3 separate regions of the Homo sapiens genome follow, and regions 1 and 2 are each linked to region 3. Evidence: chromatin contacts called from ENCODE Hi-C or POLR2A ChIA-PET data. All regions are on one chromosome and are shown on one strand. The core of a region is the stretch at or near the end of the contact, and the rest is flanking DNA. Distances in the headings are between cores, read along the strand shown.

The links. Hi-C counts contacts between places; a loop is a spot of excess contacts on that map. ChIA-PET counts read pairs that join two places held with the same protein, here RNA polymerase II (POLR2A). Pooled maps may share reads with other maps.
Region 1: a pooled map shows a loop between it and region 3 (5-fold over the local background). The contact joins the enhancer-like site here to the promoter of HSPA5-DT in region 3. A Hi-C loop is called at or near these places in 1 of 37 single-sample maps with no recorded cell type and 6 of 50 pooled maps. POLR2A ChIA-PET finds 5 or more read pairs at or near these places in 1 of 52 experiments (GM12878).
Region 2: a map of B cell shows a loop between it and region 3 (25-fold over the local background). The contact joins the promoter of PBX3-DT here to the promoter of HSPA5-DT in region 3. A Hi-C loop is called at or near these places in 5 of 168 maps with a recorded cell type or tissue (B cell, CD4-positive, alpha-beta T cell, heart left ventricle and 1 more), 2 of 37 single-sample maps with no recorded cell type and 16 of 50 pooled maps. POLR2A ChIA-PET finds 5 or more read pairs at or near these places in 2 of 52 experiments (AG04449 and HEK293).

The regions. Positions count from the first base shown.
Region 1 is chr9:125,646,570-125,650,745 of GRCh38, forward strand. The region is part of intron 4 of MAPKAP1 (MAPK associated protein 1); the gene reads right to left. Among named protein-coding and RNA genes, the nearest start is that of MAPKAP1, 59 kb to the right of the region's middle. RefSeq lists enhancers at 2,696-3,895, 3,531-3,580, 3,591-3,860, 3,921-3,970, 4,011-4,176. Within about 2 kb of position 2,927, at least 14 of the 41 ENCODE cell types and tissues checked have a DNase peak (open chromatin) inside an H3K27ac peak, as active enhancers do; they include GM12878, where a contact is called at or near this core.
Region 2 is chr9:125,743,408-125,747,178 of GRCh38, forward strand. It overlaps PBX3-DT (PBX3 divergent transcript), which reads right to left and starts at 2,522. Exons shown (of 2, transcript NR_122032.1): 1 at 2,009-2,522; 2 at 347-530. RefSeq lists silencers at 3,061-3,490, 3,741-3,771.
Region 3 is chr9:125,239,361-125,243,500 of GRCh38, forward strand. HSPA5-DT (HSPA5 divergent transcript) reads left to right here and starts at 2,296. Exons shown (of 3, transcript NR_186826.1): 1 at 2,296-2,703. HSPA5 (heat shock protein family A (Hsp70) member 5) reads right to left here and starts at 1,983. Exons shown (of 8, transcript NM_005347.5): 1 at 1,645-1,983; 2 at 1,316-1,547; 3 at 812-949; 4 at 61-173. The coding sequence starts at 1,766. RefSeq lists enhancers at 1,392-1,471, 1,613-2,117, 2,010-2,304, 2,118-2,622, 2,272-2,581.

The DNA.
Region 1 (4,176 bases), core at 1,677-4,176, 410 kb after region 3:
GGCTTAAATCTCATAGGCTAGATTTTATGAATTTTGTTTCTAAACTAAAACAATAACATCATTTAAAAAGACTTGTTTTAAAGCTAGAAACCTAATAAAATAGAAAGAGGAAAAAAAGGTCATCATGGTTGAAAAAAGAACCCAGCAAGTTATTGTTTTGATACCATAATTAGGAAGAGAAAATGAAAGTCAGCAAAACCACAGTTTTAGAAAAGTGGTTATTAGATTTTCTTCTTTCCACAGTGGAAAAAGTCCTTCCTGTTGAAGAAGGCAGTGAAATTTTATCACAGCTATTGCTATTCATAAATCTTATATCTATTTTAATTCAATCTGGCCCTAGCCTCAGAGTCGCTGCACCACAATTTGATTACTATAACCATACTTTTTAACTGCTGTCAGGAAAGACAGCGCCTTATACAAACATCTGCCGGAACACATGCCTGCGTTCTCCAGCACCAGCCTTAAATCACGCTCTGGTGATGAATCTTTATCTGACACTAATACTTTTTAACTTCATACGGACAATTAAAATGAATTGTAGCTAAATGCACATATAACAAATCAATTTAATCTTTGGTTGCATAGCAGCATATTTTGCAAATTTCCTAAACTTACATGTATTTTGTAAAATTTCTTACATGTATCTTTGTCTAGGTGTTAAACTTCAGTTTAACAGAAAGTAAAGTGGAAATACTAATAAAACACAGCTCTTATGATACTGCCATGTAGTTGCAAGCCTCAAAGAATAATGACATTTGAAATTTATCACTGCCATTTTTAAAAACTTCCACATTTCTATGTGGAGAGTACCATTCTGGGCTTCATTATAAGAGTGACCAAAGCTGAATTCCCTGGCCTGTAGGAATACAACTGAAATTCGGACAACCACACCAAGGATAAGAAACTGGCTCAGATCCGAGCCGTAGACAGTATTCATCTACTATTCATCTATAGTGCCCATCACATTTGCTCTCTGGTTTGTTGTTCGTGGTTCTGTTCCTCTGCTCGGTCAGGTGCACCTAATGTCATGGACCACTGTCACAGTCCTCAGCACTGGGCACGATCATTCATGTAAAGTATAGTTTCTCCACTTGATGGCCATATGGCCGCTCTTGTCTTTTAAGTTCCCCAAGGGCAGTCAGCCCCATTTTATTTATCAGTGCACGGTGCAGAGCTGGTATGCAATAAATGTTTGAAATGAGCCAGTACAGTGTGGGTGCCTAGTAAATGATGTATTCGATGGATAGAGATGTGTGAACGAATCCACTCTGCACACCAGAAAAATCAATGGAAATAAACAAACATTTGTGAGGCACACACCAGTTACTACGTGTGAAAGCATTCCCCTTCCCCAGTCCCAATATCTTTTTTTTTTTTTTTTTTACATGTAAGGAAGTTAAGGCTAACAAGATGCAGTAACTTGCCCAATCCATATAACTGATAAAAAGATCTGAAGCAGTCCGTCAGGTTTCAAGTCCACTGCTAAAGGAAAAACTTTTGTTTTTAAATTTTAAAAAATTTCAAATGTTAACTGTTTTTGTTTTCGCCATAACAACGACTGCAAGAGTCTAGGAAAAAGAGCTGTGGTACTGGAATAGGAGAAAAAGGAGCTGAATACCAGCTCTGCCACACACTAGTGGGGAATCCTTGAGCACCTCACTTTCTCTCTCTCAGCCTGTTCCCTCACCTGGAGCTAATACTCCCTAGATCACTGTTCTGTTAGGATAATTAAGAGGAAAGTTCCAATGTATACACAAAAGATTAACTCTTCAAAAGTTGTAGTTTTCCCATCTGTACCCCCCTACATCTCACTGATGTCAATCACCTCCCTAATCACAAAACTCTGGAATCTTAAAGCCAAAAAGAATCCAAGAGGTCATCTAAGCCACATTCCTGATTCTAAACACGCAGAAATCAAGGCTCATAGATGAGAGATTACTTGTCCTACATCAGAGAGAAGGAACTGCATGGCCAGGACTAACACTCAAGTCTTCTGATTCCCTGTCAGTGTTCCTTCTAACACATGGCCTAGTAGTCCTGGAAATCAAGTTTCCATTTTGTATGAACCCCATTAATGAAAATAAAAATCTCAGCTGGGCACAGTGGTTCATACCTGTAATCCCAGCACTTTGGGAGGCCGAGGCAGGCGGATTACCTGGTCAGGAGTTGGAGACCAGCCTGACCAACATGGTGAAACCCCGCCTCTAGAAAGAATACAAAAATTAGCTGGGCGTGGTGGCACGCACCTGTAATCCCAGCTACTTGGGAGGCTGAGGTAGGAGAATCGCTTAAACCCGGGAGGCGGAGGTTGCAGTGAGCCAAGATCACACCACTGCACTCCAGCCTAGGCGACAGAGACTCTGACTCAAAAAAAAAAAGAAAAGAAAATAAGAAAATAAGAATCTCTGAGAATTAGAACACTTGGATTCTATGCCCAGCTAGGTGGAGCCTAGGCTGTCATTTGATTTCTCTGGATAGAGGTCTTCAAGATAGTAAAATCATGGCCTCATTCTTCGAGGGAGAAGACAATCTCTCTACTGCAAACCATGCAGAGCAAAGTACCCCAGGATGAGAAGGCTGAATGTAAAATGACACCATCCCTAGTCCCCTCCATACCTACAAGGATTGTCTCCTGGGCTAGACCTCAGTGCTCGATATTCATTCCAACCAGATTCCCTCTTCTAACCTGGTAATTAGTCAGGTAGTGAGAAGGTAGTACAACAACAGTAATCTCATTGTAACAAAAATACGTCCATGTTGTTTACCTCTTAGTCCCCTAACCTCCAACAATTACAATCAACACGTCTTAAATGACACCTGGCATCTGCCTCATTTAAAATTACTCTCTCGAAAATAAAAGAATAAAATTACCCTATCGTTTTCTCCTCTGAATGGCCTGGTGAGTCAGGCTGGGCATCTGAGTGCACATCCCTGTCATCTGAGAGGAAGTGACTGATGGGAGAGGAAGTGTCTGGAAGGTGACTAACGTCTGAAGGCAATTCCTTGGCCAGTTTCAAGGCTGGCTGACAAGCGAGAACAAAAAAGAGGCTTTTTGCTCCACTCTCACCTCAAAAAGCACTGCCTCAGATTCCCCAAACACAAACCAGACAATAGGATATACCCCACCTCCCAAAAAGATGTACAGTGTCTTCAAGGACATGGTAACAGTCTATGATCTGTAGTCAGCAGGTCCAAAACAGCTGCCAATGGGTGACAGAAACTCCGTCTCAAAAAAAAAAAAAAAAAAAGAAAAGAAGAAAATAAGAATCTTTGAGAATTAGAACACCTGGATTCTATGCCCAGCTAGGTGACCCTGGGCTGTCATTTGATTTCTCTGGAGAGATATCTTCAAGATAGTAAAATTATGGCCTCGTTCTTTGAGGGAGAAGCCCTCTTTCAGTGCTTCCTAACTCAGGGATGGTTTCATTATCCATCCAGCTCCACAAGCCGGACACGGACCAGGAAATCATCCTTCAAACCCCCTTCTAACCCTGTTCTCTGCATACATCATCAAATCCTACCACTTTTGCCTACTACTAAATATCTCTCGAATTCATTCACTCCATCTTCATTCTAACAAGCAAGCCCAAGTTACCACTCTCTCACCCAGAGCACTGCAAAAAATGTCTTGATTAGTTTCTCTATCCTCACAAACCCTTCTCAGGGATATACTCGGCAGCACAGCCCCAGGGGTCTTTTCAAAACAAATTTGATTACCTCACCTCCCCATTTAAATCCTTGTTCAAGGCTTCCCCGTGCCATGAGGTTAAAGAGAACACCTCTACCAATCATACCCGGTCTTCCCCCAGAGCTTCACTTTTCACCACGATCTACTTCACCCTAGGGCTCCAGTCACACAACTTTCTTTTGGTTCCTCAAAATTGCCAAATTCCCCTTGCCTCAGACCTTCTGTTCCTTTCTCCTCCCCCTTTTCTTAGCTAGTTCTTACTCACCCTTTAGCTCTCAGATCAAAAGATTTTAACCCAAGCCTGACAAACATGTTCTTTCCATGGCAAGAGTCTGCCTTCCTTTGAAAAGCCTTAAGCCAATGGTGAATTCTACCTCATGGAATTTTTAGAAGATGGCTCCACAACAAAGGAAGCCACCACAGACTGGCAAGGTTCACAGCTAACTGCAGAAATGAGGCCTAGACAGAGAGCTCAGGGTGGAAGAAGT
Region 2 (3,771 bases), core at 1,272-3,771, 500 kb after region 3:
GCAGCCACATAGATCAATATTTGAATTCAAGCTCTAGTACTTACTGGCTTTGTGGTCTTGTGGAAATTTCTTACTCTCTCTCATTCTATTTCTTATTTAATAACAATCCCAAGCAGGCTGTTGTGAGACTGTAATAAGATGAAGCAAGGGAACACAGAGGATAGTGTACCCCCAAAGAAAGTGCTCAATAATGGCATCTGCTGTGATAGTCACCCTATTGATGACAGAGGCAATGGTGATGTTAATATAAACTCATGGAAAGGGATGGCCATGAAGGAACATCTGCTTGGTTTTCACCACTTTGTCACTGTTAACTTTACATGAATGTCTGCTCACCAAAAGTCAATTTCATTTCCCTTGACATTTTAATAATCACTACCTTAGAAACAGCAAAGACAGACTCGGGTACTCAGGGAACTTCTGTTCTGTCATCTGTGAAGGCATCAACCTTGTGACTCAGATTCTTGAGCAGAGATCACGCAACATTCTACATGAGACACTGGCACGAGCACCAAGAGATCCTGGAACATCTGCAATTAGTTGACAGTTATATTGAGGCTTGGAAACCAGTCTAAAAAAGTTATGCTTTAAATCAACGGCAGTTGTCAATGAGCCTGTGAAGGAATCCTTGCTAGGGTCCTCAGGCTTCTACTGCAACTCATACTGATAACAACAAAAAGAGAAGCCTCCCAAGCAGAAGGTCAGTCTAATTCAATCACTTAAGGCAGAATTATGGTATCAAGTTTCCACATCACTGAATGACCATGGGTGTAGAGGAGTGTACCATAAAATAACTGTGGGTGTTAGACATTTAACAAGTTGTTTTATTCCTAATTGCTGGCATTTGCCTAACTGTTTTCTTAATTCTAATTTATGTTTTTATGTTCCAGTGTGTTTACACAGCCCATAGTTCCCAATTGCCTTTATTTGCTTAAGTGTTTCTTTATTTACTTTTTTTTTTTTTTTTTGAAAAGAAGTCTCACTCTGTCGCCCAGGCTGGAGGGGAGTGGCACAATCTCAGTTCACCGCAACCTCCACCTCCTGGGTACAAGTGATTCTCCTGCCTCAGCCTCCTGAGTAGCTGGGATTACAGGCGCCTGCCACCAAGCCCAGCTAATTTTTTGTATTTTTAGTAGAGATGGGGTTTCACCATGTTGGCCAGGCTGGTCTCAACTCCTGACCTTGTGATCCACCTGCCTCGGCCTCCCAAAGTTCTGAGATTACAGGCATGAGCCACCGGCCTATTTACATTTTTATATATGTTGCTTTGCTTACATAACTCATTGTTCGGAGTGGGCTAGAAATAACCATAAATCCCCATTGCTAATTAGCCTCATCCTCATGACTGATTAGTCAAGATTATGAGTCTAGAAGGAGGGCAGAGAGGAGTCCTAATAGTGAGTCACAGGATTATTGAATTTTACAGCTGGAAGGAATCTTAGAATTTAAGGCATCTTTCAGTTAGAATTCTGTGGTTTTGCATCCTCAGCGTTGGAGAATTATGAAAGGTTGACCGCTTGCTCCTGCGCCTTTTGGCAAAAATGCTTAAGAATTTGGTGACAGCTTTAAAAAACAAATTAAGAATAAAGAAAAAACCCAATCAATGACGATTATAAGTAACCCATAATGGGGGCTTCAAAGAAGAATTGGAAACTTGACATATCAATGGGGTATAGAAGAGCAGAGAATATTAATGAACATGAAGGGGGTTCTTCTTTGGAGGTAAGTAAGCAGAGTGGATTTTTTGGAACTCCCTCCTCAGCAGCTGTGCAGTTTGTAAGGATTTTAGCTTGCCTAACTGTAAGCTTAGCTATTAGCTTTGCAGTGGGGAGTATTTAAAAGTACACACAACATATGAAGGAAAGAACCTGGAACCGAGTAGCCTGCTTCATTCCAAGAATCCATCTGGCATTTAAAGAACTGCTTGTCCTACATTAAACCCTGCAGAGTAAGAGCCATTTTTCATATCCTCATACCCCTATTTTTGGTTTCAGGTAAGACAGCTTACTGAGTTTGGAGAAGGAACAAAGAGACTTTTCCGAACCACCGAACCAAAGGACTCATCTAGGGTGAGCTCAATGAATCTAAAATCGGGAACACACATTGCAGCCCCTGTTTGGGAAATCAGCTTAAGAGCAATCTCAAGTCTCCACAAGAGGCGGAGGTCCATATTCCAAAATAATGTGAGCCTTCAGTTATTTGTAGGTAGAATTCAATGGAAGAAGGGGTGTTATAGATACGAAAAATCGTGGCTGGCGTTACCAACATTAAATGACTCGTGGTGATGGGGTAAGTTGACAAGTGAAATCCAGTCTCTTCCTAAACAAACGTATCTTTGTAATGAAGAGCTCGTTTTTGCAGCTTCAGTACATCTGGAGGCATCGAATAGCAAACGCTGCCAAAGGAGTAGTCCCTGGATTATCAGGAGTTGCAGAGTGTGTAAAGTGTTGTAAACCTTGAAATTAGTCCTGGACTGAAGGCACTTTCCCTCCTCCCAGACTCGCTTCTCTCTGACACATTTCCCCTTTCAATGGAAAGTCTATGGCAGTCAGGTCCACTCAGCTCAGACTTCAAGTATGTGAGACCACAGGTTCCCACCTTAACTGGTCACCCATTGAGGGACAGCACAAGACCCCGGTGCTGGCGCCAACGCTGAGCTGCGCCCTCTCGGTTACCATGGCGACCGCAGGCGGGGCGAGGCCCCCACTCGCCGCTTCCCCGCCTCTGCCCAGAACCTTTCGAACGCTCCAATTGGGACGACCCTTTCTTGCCTCTGTCCCGCCCCATTCGGCTCTAAGCGCTTTGCGATTGGCCCGGGACGAGCGGCCTGGTACCCAGAGGGCACCACCTCCTGACAGGAAGAGCGGGAAAGTGCACCAGGAGCTGTCCGAGGCGTGAAGCTCACGGGCGCGGCGGGGGAGCACACGGTTGGCTTTGCAGCGAGTTGCCCACTGTCCCATACACAACCCCCCGCTCCCATGACTGCCAAAAGCATGGAGCAGGAGTCGGGGTGCGGGCACACCGTTTGTGGGCCGGCCCGGTCTATCCCGGGGGGCTAGGACGCGACGAGGTTGGAGCGAGGATCCGGCGGCACACTCCGGAGCGCGGAGTATCAGAGGCCAGAGGGAACGGGCCGGGCCCCGGGGGCGGTGCCGGCGGCGGCGGCGGGAGGCGCAGAGCCCAATGAGCGCGCGCACCGCCCCGGGGGCGGGGTCTGAGGAGCGCTCCCCCGCCCTTGCCAGCCCCCGTCCCTCCCCCCGGCGCGGGGCCGCAGTGAGTGAGTGGCACTGGCAGCCTGTCAATCCCTCGGCCCAGCGGCCTTCCAGCCCGGTCCGCGGCGGCTGCTGGCTGGGTGCGCGGCTCCGGCGGCGGCGGCGGCGACTTCTCCCGCCCTATCCATCGGCTGTCCGCCCGGCGCGCGGCCCGCCGGGGCCCTCCTCCGGGCTCAGCGCCCCCGCCGCCTCTGCCCGCCCGCTCCCAAACTTTCCTCCTCCGCCCCCCCTCGCTCCCCGCGGCCCGCCCGCAGGCCTCCTCCTCCGCCGCCGCCCGCCGCCGCCGCCGCTGCCTCCCCCGGGGCCGCCGGGGCTCGGATCCCGCCTGGCCGAGGCGGCGGCGGCGGCCGAGGAGGGCAGTGCGCAGGCTGGCGCGGGGGGCGGCGGGCGTCCCGGCAACTCGGCGGGCGCTGAGGAGCAAGTTGCGCGGGGCCGCCCGGCGGGGCGCGCGGCGGCGAGGAGGCGGCGCGGCGGCCGCGTGAGGGCAGCGGGCGCCGCC
Region 3 (4,140 bases), core at 1,046-3,545:
TCAGTACTTCACATTTCCACTATTTGGCAAATATGCCGTATCCCTGAATTTCATACTTACGGCTCGTTGATGATCCTCATAACATTTAGGCCAGCAATAGTTCCAGCGTCTTTGGTTGCTTGGCGTTGGGCATCATTAAAATAGGCTGGTACAGTAACAACTGCATGGGTAACCTAAAAGGATAAAAGATAATTAAGTGTATTGTCACATAGTTTAACCCTTATTTAAATTACAGTCTGGCCAGGCGGTGGCTTCTGCCTATAATCCCAGCACTTTGGGAGGCTGAGGCAGGAGGATCACCTGAGGGCAGGATTTCAAGACCAGCCTGGGCAATGTGGAGAAACCCTGTCTCTACTGAAAATTAAAAAAAAAAAAAAAAATTAGCCAGGTGTGGTGGTGTGCCTGTAGTTCCAGTTACTTGGGAGGCTGAGGCAGGAGAGCTGCTTGAACCCGGGAGGCAGAGGTTGCAGTGAGCTGAGATCGTGCCACTGCAGTCCAGCCTGGGCAACAGAGCAAGACTCCATCTCAAAAAAAAAAAATTACAGTCAAACCATCACTTTAGTTTTTAAGCCAACTTATTGATGAATACAACATATAAAATTTTATGTCCCTGGAATTGTAAGCATTAAATAATACATGAAAAGTCTATTTTGTTTGGCTTATAGTAAGGGACTCAATAATTAAACCTGACAAGCATGAATACCATTCTGATTAAAATTTTTGAAACCCTTCACGAAGGCTTCTATACATAACAGCCAACCGAGAATACTAATGATCAAAAAATACTTAACATTGTTCTAGAAATATTTACCTTCTTTCCCAAATAAGCCTCAGCGGTTTCTTTCATTTTAGTGAGAACCATGGCAGAAATTTCTTCAGGAGCAAATGTCTTTGTTTGCCCACCTCCAATATCAACTTGAATGTATGGTTTAGTTTTCTTTTCAACCACCTATTTTAAAGAATTATTGTTTTCAGACACAGATACAATGACATCTCAAAGTTTAAAAGACCCACTACCATCCCCACAATTTGGTTTATTTTGGTCCCTTGGGGCTGCAAATTGACTAGAAATACTTCAGGGAGTATAGGTGTCTTACAAAGTTCAGTTTTAATCGGTCTTTTATTCCTAAACTATCGTAGACAGTACGACAGCAACTGTCTTAAGTTTTGTAACATACTAATAGTATTAAAGTTATTACATACATCATGTCTATAACCTTCAACTGTTGTCTCAACACTTTTCCAGAGACTTATAACTCTAAATACTCCCACCACCCACCCGTTCTCTAACTGGATGAGAAAAACCCGGTCGAACCTTGAACGGCAAGAACTTGATGTCCTGCTGCACAGACGGGTCATTCCACGTGCGGCCGATGAGCCGCTTGGCGTCAAAGACCGTGTTCTCGGGGTTGGAGGTGAGCTGGTTCTTGGCGGCATCGCCAATCAGACGTTCCCCTTCAGGAGTGAAGGCGACATAGGACGGCGTGATGCGGTTGCCCTGATCGTTGGCGATGATCTCCACGCGGCCGTTCTTGAACACGCCGACGCTGGCAGAAAAACCCGACAGAGGGACATCAGCACCGCACTTCTCACGCCAGGCCAGGCGGCCACGCCCCGTCCCCCTGCATCCGCAACCCCACTTACCAGGAGTAGGTGGTCCCCAGGTCGATGCCGACCACCGTGCCCACGTCCTCCTTCTTGTCCTCCTCCTCGGCCCGCGCCGCGCTGAGCAGCAGCAGCATCGCGGCCACCAGGGAGAGCTTCATCTTGCCAGCCAGTTGGGCAGCAGCAGGCAGTCCAGCCACAGGCCGTAGCACAGGAGCACAGCGCAATTTCCGACTTGCAGGCGGCAGGGGCCCGGGGTCACAAGGCGCCACGAACCAGGCGAAGGGCAGGTCTAGAAATACAGGCCGCGGCGCTTCCCTCTCACACTCGCGAAACACCCCAATAGGTCAATCTGTCTGTGCTGTCTTGGCCGGCGTCGACCTCACCGTCGCCTACTCGGCTTATATACCCTCCCCCAGCCCCGTCGTGGAGGCCGCCGATTGGTGAAGGCCCTGCTCGTTGGAGGCCGTTCATTGGCCCAGGCCACCAAGCTGGCCGCCGCCGATTCGAAGCGGCCCCCTCCGCAATAAACGTCACTGCTCCGCCCCCCCCAGCTGATTCATTGGCTGCTATTCGTTTCTAACGTTCACCAATGGTAGATAACATCCGCCCCATCCGCTGGTCCCATTGGTTCAGCAGCTGTCTATCTCTCCTGCGACTTCTGACCCCGAGGCATTTCCGCTGGTAACCGCACAAGTCCCGCCTTCACTCCCGGCCCTAGGGGGTCGGAGTAGGTCCAGCAGGAGTGACCCCCCGGGGCTGTGGGATCTGAAACTTTTTCTTCTCTACTGCTTGTTCTCCCTTCCTCCATCCCTCACCCCGAAGCGGGAAGCAGCTTTCTCTTCCCAGCTTCCATCCAGTCTCTGAGTAGACCAGTCGCAGCTTAGATGCTGGGATCGCCTCAGAACACATTTCTTTGCCCTTCACGGCCACTACCGGTATTGGGGTATGCGAGTCTCAGGGCCGTTCGTTGCTCACAGGTCGAGCTGGTCTGGACTCTGTTCGACCACGAATCATGACTCCTTCCTGCCAGTTATGTCCCCTCCGCACCCTTGCCCAGCCATTTTACCAGGCCTCTCCACATTGCGCTGCCCCACGGTAAGTCGCAGGACAAGCCCGGCCAAAGGAATTGCCTCCAGCTCTGAGTCCCCTCCCTACTGTGGCAACCCACTCCAGTGCCAGCCCTCCCACACTGGATGTCTAATTTTTCTAGCTTGCCACCCTTTACTTTCCCCTCCGCTGCCCATCCTTTCCCTCTGGGGCAAAGGTTATCATTTACGGGGCTTTCTCCATCCTTTATTGTTGATACTTTTCTACCTTCATTCCAGGAAAAGGTCTGATGTACACGCAGACAACACATTTGATAGGCGAAAATCGTCTTGATAATGCCTTATTCTTATATAACATCCTGTTGCAAAAAATAATAGAGACCACTATTTGCTGAAAGCCTACCGTGGATTAAGCATTGTTCAGTGTGCTTTTCATGTGTCATTTAGTCTTGACAGTTCAATACTCGGTAGGCATTTCCCGTTTTCCAGATGAGGACATTGAAACTGAAAAAGATTAAATAACTAAACAAGTCACAGAGCTGGTGAGTGATGGAGTTAGGATTGATAACCAGGTGGAGTTCACTCTATTGCCAATACTTTTTTTTTTTTCAAGACGGAGTATCACTCTGTCACGCCCAGGCTGGAGTTCAGTAGTGCAATCTCAGCTCACTGCAACCTCCGCTTCCGGGGTTCAAGCGATTCTCCTGCCTCAGCCTCCTGAGTAGCTGGGATTACAGGCACGCACCACCATGCCTGGCTAATTTTTTTTTTTTTTTTTTTGTGGAGATGAGGTTTCACCATTTTAGCCAGGCTGGTTTCGAACTCCCAACCTCAAGCGATCTGCCCACCTCGGCCTCCCAAAGTGCTGGGATTACAGGTGTGAGACACTGTGCCTGATCTCTTAACTTTAAAACAAAAAATTCATCTGTGGCCGGGCGTGGTGGCTCACGCCTGTAATCCCAACACTTTGGGAGGCCGAGGTGGGCGGATCACGGGGTCAGGAGATCAAGACCATCCGGGGTAACACGATGAAACCCCATCTCTATAAAAATCCAAAAATTAGCTGGGCGTGGTGGTGCATGCCTGTAGTCCCAGCTACTCGGGAGGCTGAGGCAGGAGAATCGCTTGAACCCGGGAGGTGGAGGTTGCAGTGAGCCGAGATCACGTCACTACACTCCAGCCTGGGCAGCAGAGCTAGACTCCATCTCAAAAAAAAAAAAAAAATTCATTTGTTTGAGGAATGTTTTTGGAGGACCTACTATGGAAAGGGCAAAGCTCTGATATGAAATATTTGAGATTCATGGGTATACTGTGTCCAGATACCACTAAAACATCCTAAACACACTTTATTAAGATGTTGAGCCTGTGACTCAGTACTCAAGAATTTTCTTTTTCCTTAGTGCTTCTCAAAGGTTAGACTGGTGACTCAAGAGTTGACTCTGTTCACTACAGAGGTTGCATCATGCATCTCTTTCAGCAGGGCTTG